Linked DNA regions of Homo sapiens: all the other regions are linked to region 3. The links are chromatin contacts, found by Hi-C or POLR2A ChIA-PET in ENCODE. All regions are on one chromosome and are shown on one strand. The core of a region is the stretch at or near the end of the contact, and the rest is flanking DNA. Distances in the headings are between cores, read along the strand shown. Region 1 holds the start of MED14 (mediator complex subunit 14). Region 2 has its middle 58 kb from the start of MED14OS. Region 3 has its middle 150 kb from the start of USP9X.

What was found. A loop is a pair of places that touch in the nucleus more often than their neighbours do. ChIA-PET counts read pairs that join two places held with the same protein, here RNA polymerase II (POLR2A). Pooled maps may share reads with other maps.
Region 1: a loop to region 3 is called in a pooled map, with 12 times the contacts of the local background. The contact joins the promoter of MED14 here to the enhancer-like site in region 3. A Hi-C loop is called at or near these places in 3 of 168 maps with a recorded cell type or tissue (IMR-90, PC-3 and mammary epithelial cell), 1 of 37 single-sample maps with no recorded cell type and 10 of 50 pooled maps. POLR2A ChIA-PET finds 5 or more read pairs at or near these places in 1 of 52 experiments (activated T-cell).
Region 2: a pooled map shows a loop between it and region 3 (2.2-fold over the local background). The contact joins two enhancer-like sites. A Hi-C loop is called at or near these places in 5 of 168 maps with a recorded cell type or tissue (HepG2, IMR-90, K562 and 2 more) and 5 of 50 pooled maps. POLR2A ChIA-PET finds 5 or more read pairs at or near these places in 2 of 52 experiments (AG04450 and activated CD8-positive, alpha-beta memory T cell).

What each region holds. Positions count from the first base shown.
Region 1 is chrX:40,734,156-40,736,855 of GRCh38, forward strand. MED14 (mediator complex subunit 14) reads right to left here and starts at 1,387. Exons shown (of 31, transcript NM_004229.4): 1 at 1,043-1,387. The coding sequence starts at 1,257. MED14OS (MED14 opposite strand) reads left to right here and starts at 1,535. Exons shown (of 2, transcript NR_169211.1): 1 at 1,535-1,635. RefSeq lists enhancers at 757-1,678, 1,679-2,599 and silencers at 995-1,374, 1,635-1,724.
Region 2 is chrX:40,792,825-40,795,524 of GRCh38, forward strand. No RefSeq gene overlaps it. Among named protein-coding and RNA genes, the nearest start is that of MED14OS, 58 kb to the left of the region's middle. Within about 2 kb of position 1,392, at least 7 of the 41 ENCODE cell types and tissues checked have a DNase peak (open chromatin) inside an H3K27ac peak, as active enhancers do.
Region 3 is chrX:40,931,986-40,934,685 of GRCh38, forward strand. No RefSeq gene overlaps it. Among named protein-coding and RNA genes, the nearest start is that of USP9X, 150 kb to the right of the region's middle. Within about 2 kb of position 1,411, at least 12 of the 41 ENCODE cell types and tissues checked have a DNase peak (open chromatin) inside an H3K27ac peak, as active enhancers do; they include IMR-90, where a contact is called at or near this core.

The DNA of each region.
Region 1 (2,700 bases), core at 137-2,636, 200 kb before region 3:
AATAAATGGTGCAGAGAGGTATATCATTATAATAGTCCCTAAACCTGACAGCGATTTAAATTTCTCATTAGCCATGGGTAGGCTTCTTTAACACTACTTTTTTCTGTCCCATTCAAAAAAGTACAATACATCAAAACTGAGAATGACGTTTTACAGGAGTTAAGTAGAGCCTACTCTTTCAGTCATCTGCAAACAAGTATCTGTTATCAGTCTCTAAAAACAAATTACTGTGACGCTTTAGAGCCTAATATCTGCATACTAATGTATCTCAATTGATAACCCTGATCTGAAGTCTTGCAATAGATAAAAAATAAAATTCTGATTAACTTTTTCTGAACCTGGGTTATAAGATGTACAACAGAGTCCCAAAATGTTACGGTGCCTTTTCTTCACACACTGAAATTCGTTAGTATATTCTGATCCTATTCTGAAGGGATTAACAACTTAATCATGCCCCAAGGCATTTCATGGGTAACTAGGTGATTTATAAACCCCCTTCATACTCCAAGAAATAACAGACTACTTACAAAAAAATTTTACTCACACTAACTTCATTAAGACCTCAAACACTCAAAAGTTCCAGAAAAAAAGTACTTTGAATTCAAATTTGTATTTTATACACAACGTATGTAGCTCCTGCATTAACTTAGAAGCAATAACAGCTTACATTTAAAACGTATCGTCAAGAGGCTGTAATACAAATTTCCCATCTATAGAGTTTTTTCTAAAAGCTCGAATATTATGTATTCCAGCCAAGAAATCAAGAGAGTTCTGTTGGGAACTCGGACAAAAATTTCACACAATTTTCAGTGGAAGTGTAACAACACGCAAAATTAACAAGTCTCTGTTGCATCGTTGCCAGGAAGACCCCAGATACAAAGCTTCTTCTCCACCTCTGCTGAACCCCAGGAGTTCAAAAATTCTAGACTAAGCAGTCCAGCGGAGAACACAGCAGCCTCTCGGGGAGAGGGAGGTGCAAACGTCTCAGCCGGTTGGGCGGGAAGGGGGGCTGGGGAACAGGCAGGGGTTTCGGGGCACTTACAGGTCCGTCAACACCATAAGCTCCGAGTAGGCCCGGTGCAGCAGAAATTCAATGAGGGTGCTCAGCCGGTAGCCCGGGCTAGCCGCAGCTGCAGCGGCCGCCGCCACGGCGGCTCCCGGGGGAGGAGGGGCTGGGGCTGACGGGGGTCCGCCGCTGCCCCCGCCGCCGCCTCCGGGCGGGACCAGCTGGTGGTTCTCCAGCTGCACTGGGGCCATGGCGGCGCAGGACCGGGCTTGGCGCAACGGCACACGATGCGGTCCTCGAGCCTCCCGGGCGCTCGGTCACCGCGCCGAAACGGGAGCGGGCAGAGTCGCCACCGCCTACCGCCGGGCCGCCTCAGAACAGGAAGCCGTGCGCCGACCGCGGAAGCCCGCCCCCATGTAGCGAGAAGTCCGCCGACCCCAGGGACAGGAGCGAGGGGCGGGGGGAGGCGGGGATGGGGGGGAAGCAGGGCGGCCCCGCAGAGGGGAAGCTGCGCCTCCGCAAACGCTCAGAAGCAGCTTCGCCAGACAGCCGCAACGTACATGTTGACTGCCCGAGGCGGAAGTCGATCGGCAGAGCGGAAGGGGGACCTGCAGAGGACCTTCCGACAGGTCTGTGTCTGTTCTCTCAGCTGTCTAGCACCGCAGCGCTGGGGGGCGCGTGGGAGTGAGGCGGTACCTGTGAGCGCGCGGGAGAGCGGAAAAGGGAGCCGCGCGCCGCCGGAAACCAGGGTGAGGGCTGAGCCGGAGTCGTCACCGGGAACGTCAGCAGTTGCCCCGCCCTTACCCTCGCCGCTCTCCCTCCCGCCTCCGCCCCCTGGCGTTGTAAAGGCGACAATTTGCCCAGAGAAATCCACCATCGCTTCCTAAGTGGGGCACAAACACAGCCAGGGGAGGCCTCCTCTAAATGTTCGTGAATTCTGGTTCTGGAATCGCGAAGAAATGGGAGCGGCCGCGCGCTTGTGATTCTCAGGCCTTTGCTCCTCCCATACACGTCCACGGCGCGTTACGTGGGAGAACGTTTTCGCCCCTTTTTTTTTTTTTCCAAACTGTGGGAAAAGGTGCTAGAAAATATGATTGCGGGTAGAGACAGGGCCGCTGGCAGAGTAACTCAATTTTAATAGAGTCGGGTGTATGCTGAGGTCGTCACCATCCCCCAAATCCTGTCAGTCCCACACAAAAACGGCCCTTAAATCCCCTGCCACGGGCTCTCATATAGTTTTTGTCCTTGCTCTTGCAGTCACCGCTCTATTCTGAAGGGCTTTTCAGTTCATCCATGCCTACCGACACTCCCGTCCCCCCCATCAAAGTCCACGTTTAATTTTTTGTACCTGCTTTAAAACAGCGATTCTCAACCTTGGCTGCACTTTGCAATTATCTGAGGAGCTGTTTTTTAAAAAAATACTTAGATATATGGGTTCCACCCCTGTAGATTCAGATTTAATTGGTCTGGCTTGAGGTCTGGGCTTGGGGAATTTTTGAACTTTCCTAAGGTGATTCTAACATGCCCTAACGTAGAGATTCACTATTAGAAGCATTCGTTGCTGCGACCCCTTTCAAACATCTTTTTGCAGTTTCATCTCCTCTTGGTGTAAGAGATGTTCATGATGTTCCCTAAGGTTAGAATATTCTTACTGTCATCACTTGGGTAATTCTTTATCATTGTTGAAAGCGGTT
Region 2 (2,700 bases), core at 142-2,641, 140 kb before region 3:
TAGTCCAGGGGAGATGAGTCTCCTGAGACGGTTTCCTGAGGTGCCTTTTGATAATATCATTTGTCTTTTCTACCTTTCCCGGGGATTGTGGTCTCCAGGCATAATGAAGATAGTACTGTAGAACCAAGTGCCTTTGAGACCCCCTGGGTGACGGCCACCTTGAACGAGGGGCCATTATTGCTCTGGAGATACTTAGGAAGTCCAAAGCAGGGAATTATCTCATTGATTAGTACTTTTATCACCTCAGAGGCTTTCTCTGTCTGACATGGAAATGCTTCTACCCAGTTAGTGAACGTATCTATTTATAGTAGGAGGTACTGGATGCCCCTTGTCTTTGGCATATGGGTGAAATCCATTTGCCAGTCTTCCCCAAGGTAGCCGCTTGTCTTTTGAGTTCCTGGCCAAAGACGCTGTCGATTAAGGAGACTGTTTTTAAGGCAGATCTTGCCACCATTAACAACTTGTTTAACTCTTTGTATTAGATTTTTACCTGAGAACAATCTCTGGGCCAGTTGATAGGTTTTATCCTTACCTAGGTGGAAGGCCTAGTGAAGGCTTTTAAGTACTTTCCATTGGTTGGCAGCTGGTAGATGAAGCTTATTGTCCTCCGATTGTAGCCATCCTGAGGACTGCAGGATGTATCCCCAAGAGGTGGCCCATTCTATTTCTGCAAGAGAGTATTGAGGTTTTATTTCTCTGATGCGGCCCTCCCAGATCAGTAGGGCTTCAAGTGGATCAGAGACCTGGGCCCCCTTGCTGCTGATTTAGCTGCTTTGTCCTCCAGCCTATTTCCCTCGGCTATCTCATCCATCACTCTTTGATGGCCTTTACAATGTATTATTGCCAGCTCCCATGGGAGGAAAACCAAGGAAAATAGTCTTATTAATTTCCTGATGGTATTCAATGGGAGACTAATTAGCTGTGAGGAAGTTCTTCTCTTTCCAGATAGTAGCATGGGCATGGAGGACTAGGAAAGCATACTTAGAATCAGTATAAATGGGCCAGGCGCGGTGATTCACGCCTGTAATCCCAGCACTTTGGGAGGCCGAGGCAGGCGGATCACCTGAGGTCAGGAGTTCAAGACCAGCCTGACCAACATGGAGAAACCCTGTCTCTACTGAAAATACAAAATTAGCCGGGCATGGTGGCGCATGCCTGTAATCCCAGGTACCCGGGAGGCTGAGGCAGGAGAATCGCTTGAACCTGGGAGGCAGAGGTTGCAGTGAGCTGAGATTGCGCCATTGCACTCCAGCCTGGAAGTGCAATGAAGAGGAAACTCCGTCAGAAAGAGAGAGAGAGAGAGAGAGAGAGAGAGAGAGAGAGAGAGAGAGAGAGAGAGAGAGAGAAAGAATCAGTATAAATGCTGTTTTTCCTTTGCTTAACTTGAGCGCCCTCTTGAGGGCAATTAGTTTGGTTAGTTGAACACTTGTGCCCTAGGAGAGGTGCACTTTCAACTATATCGTTCATATAGCTGTTGCATACCCTGCTTTATGGGTTCTTTGTTCTACAAAAGAACTCCCGTCCGTAAAGAGAATCCAGTCTGGGTAAAACAGACTCGGGGCTGTTGCAGGGGGCACAGTGGGAGTGAGATCAGCTCTTTGGTTTGTGTGGGAGCTGGGTGGGGCCTGTGACTGCCGGCTTTCCCCCACTTCCCTGACAACTTGCATGACTCAGCAGAGGCAGCCATAATCCTCCTAGGAACACAACTTCAGTGACCTGGGAATCTCACCCCCATCCCCCATGGCAGCCGCAGCAAGACCCGCCAAGGAGAGCACGCCTAGCCCTGCTCCCACCTGATGGTCCTTCACTACCCACCCTGGTAGCAGAAGGCAAAGGACATATAATCTTGGGAGTTCTACAGCCGTGCCTACTGCCAGTCCCTCTCCACACTATTATAGTTGATGCTTTCTGGAAAGCACCACCTCCTGGCAGGAAGCCAACCAGCACAAAAATAGAGCATTAAACCAACAAAGCTAAGGACCCCCATGGAGTCCATTGCACCCTCCACCACCTCCACCAGAACAGGTGCTGGTATCCATGGCTGAAAGACTCACAGATGGTTCACATCACAGGACTCTGTGCAGACAACCCCCAGTACCAGCCTGGAGCCGGATTGACTCACTGGGTGGCTAGACCCAGAAGAGAGACAACAATCACTGGAGTTCAGCTCACAGGAAGCCACATCCCCAGAAAAGGGGGAGAATACTATATCAAGGGAACACCCCATGGGACAAAAAAATCTGAACAACAGCCTTCAGCCCTAGACCTTCCCTCTGACAGAGGCTACACAAATGAGAAGGAACCAGAAAACCAGCCCTGGTAATATAAGAAAACAAGGCTTGTCAACACCTCCCAAAAATTACACTGGTTCACCAGCAATGGCTCCAAACCAAGAAGAAATCCCCTATTTACCTGGAAAAGAATTCAGGAGGCTAGTTATTAAGCTAATCAGGGAGGGACCAGAGAAAGGCGAAGCCCAATGCAAGGAAATCCAAAGAAATGATGCAAGAAGTGAAGGGAGAAATATTCAAGGAAATAGATAGCCTAAAGAAAAAACAATCAAAAATTCAGAAAACTTTGGACACACTTTTAGAAATGCGAAATGCTCTGGAAAGTCTCAGCAATAGAATTGAACAAGTAGAGGAAAGAAACTCAGAGCTCGAAGACAAGGTCTTTGAATTAACCCAATCCAACAAAGAC
Region 3 (2,700 bases), core at 161-2,660:
CTGACTGACCGTGGGACACAGGCAGCATTAGGAGGGCCAAAGATGGATGAACAGAATTCCCTAAAGGTGCTCAGAGCATCTGATGGAAATCCAGGCTTAAGCAATGCTTAGAGAGCCAAGAGGACAGACAGGCAATGGGTGACAGAGTCATCTGTCTCCAGTAGTTGGAGCCAATCACCAGGAAGGAGTTTTGGCAGCATTCTGGGTTATGGCAAGGAGCCTGCCAAGACTAAGTCAGGAGCCCCAGCCTTAGAGGGCATTAGGAGGCAGACAGGGGCCTAAGGCATGGCCTTAAATACAAGGAACAAATCCAAGACCAAGAGAGGGTCAAGAGTAGAACTGTAGCTAAGAACATGTAGAACTGTAGCTTCCAGTTAGGGAAACAAAAACCCCAAGGTCAAGACAATATAAGCAGCAAGGATGCCCTGTTTCCAGGTCCCAGCATATGGGGCTAGGGTTCCTGAGAGTCCAGCTAAGGCCAGAATTTGTCCTAGAGCTGAGAGAAGGCTGCACCAACAGATGGACATCAAGTGGTCCTAGCAGTAGGAGATGAAGTTTTTTGAGACCATGGTCAGGCAAGGCCTGGCTCTCTACTGTGATGTTTGCAGCCAGGTGGTCAGGGGTTCTTGCCAACCAACCCACTCATCCATCCCAATGCCTTCATGGCCTTACACATCCCCTCATCCTCTTGCCCCACTGACGGCCACCCTAGGCCTTTGGAGCCCTTGAAAAACAGTGATTATGATCCTGTCCACTGGCCTTGAAATTGGCTGACTTCTGGGATGGAAAATATGGCAGCCAACCATTCCTGTGACACCATCCAGAGCCTCCGCCCTCTGTAATTCACAGGGATAGAATCTGCAGGTCATTCGAAAGGGCCTCTGTTTTTTGTTTTATTTATTTATTTAGAGACAGAGTCTCACTGTGTCCTGAAGTGCAGTGGCGCGATCTCGGCTCACTGCAACCTCCGCCTCCCAGGTTCAAGCGATTCTCCTGCCTCAGCCTCCCGAGTAGCTGGGACCACAGGCGCCCGCCACCATGCCCAGCTAATTTTTATGTTTTTAGTAGAGATGGGGTTTCACCATGTTGGCCAGGCTGGGTCCTCTGTTTTTTAATATTTAAAATCATCTCTCCCCAAATTCCTAAGCTTACATGGCGTTAATGGCCCCTTCTCCCCCTTTCCCTTCAGATGGCACTGTACATATCTATTTTGGTCGGCTTCCTGTTAAAAGTGCTTCCTTTTCTCTTTCTACTTACTCATCTTTTCCCCTCTGCTTGTTTATTTGCTGGGGTTTTTAATTTTTTTTTTCCCTGAGTTTGACCTCAGCCTGCTGTCCCCATCCCCCATGCCCACACTCCTAACCCACAATAAGATTGGGATCTTTTCATTTATACTAAACACATCACCAGCTCTTTATTCTTCGTGGCCCTTTCCTACCCTTATTTCCTTTTCATTTTGTTTCGGTTTTAATCCTTCATTACCCAGCTTTTCCTGGCAAAGGTCCAAGACCAAACTGCATATTTTTCTAAGCTTTCTCTCTTTCAGTTCTTCTTTCCTTTCTCTCCTCCACCCCTGGCTTCCTGAAAGTCTGCCTCGGGATCCACATTATGTCTTTGTTTTTGCCAATAACAAATACTTCATTTACTGTTTTGAATAAACGCTGCTTTTCAGTTACTGGAGCGCTTGCTCCTTCTCTGAAAACACTGTATTGGAAGAATCAGATAAACCTCACTGATATTTTGATTGAAATATTTCTGCATTCTCTTCGCAGAATTCCAAGTATGTGGCAACACGCGTGTTTGGAGCCAGACTTCTGAGAAGATGCCCTCAATCACCCACAGCCTCTTTATGAGTTTTCCCCTCCAATGTGACTTCAGTTATTAAGATGTCCCAAGTGATTAGACTCACCAGCAGCCTCCTAAATACTCAGCCAAGGAAACCTGATATGGTGGGGAGAGGCTGTTCGGGGGAGATTACTTGGCAGTGGTAAAAGTCAGAAGCCTTATGTCTGCAGAACTTTGTTCACTTCTCAGAAGTCCTTTGACTGTGTGATATGAGGAAGTCACTCTAAATCTCATTGTCTCTTAACTGCAACACAGAGGCAACAATACCCCATTACAGGAACTCTGTGTGAAAAATATTACAAAATATTAACAAAATGCTTTGAATTCCTTGTATATTTCACCACGTTAGATCTAGCAAACTACCATCCCTCATCTGGGGCAGAGAATTGTTAAGTGTGGTTAGGCCAGCCAGAGGGCAGCCTCAGGCAAGTCCCTGTGAACTTACTAAGGCAGGGAGGGACAAGGGCAGGGGCAAGTTTGGGGTTGGTACAAACCCCTCCCTCTGGGCCTATTCCAGGAATCCAGGAATATTTCTCTAGCAACCTATTATTATTATTGTTGTTGTTGTTTTGAGATGGAGTCTCACTCTGTCACCCAGGCTGGAGTGCAGTGGCGCTATCTCGGCTCACCGCAGCCTCTGCCTCCCGAGTTCAAGCAATTCTCATGCCTCAGTCTCCCCAGTAGCTGGGATAACAGGAGCCCGCCACCATGCTCGGCTAATTTTTGTATTTTTTGTAGAGGTGGGGTTTCACCATGTTGGCCAGGCTGGTCTTGAACTCCTGACCTCAGGTGATCCACCTGCCTTGGCTTCTCAAAGTGCTGGGATTACAGGCGTGAGCCTCCGCGCCCAGCCAG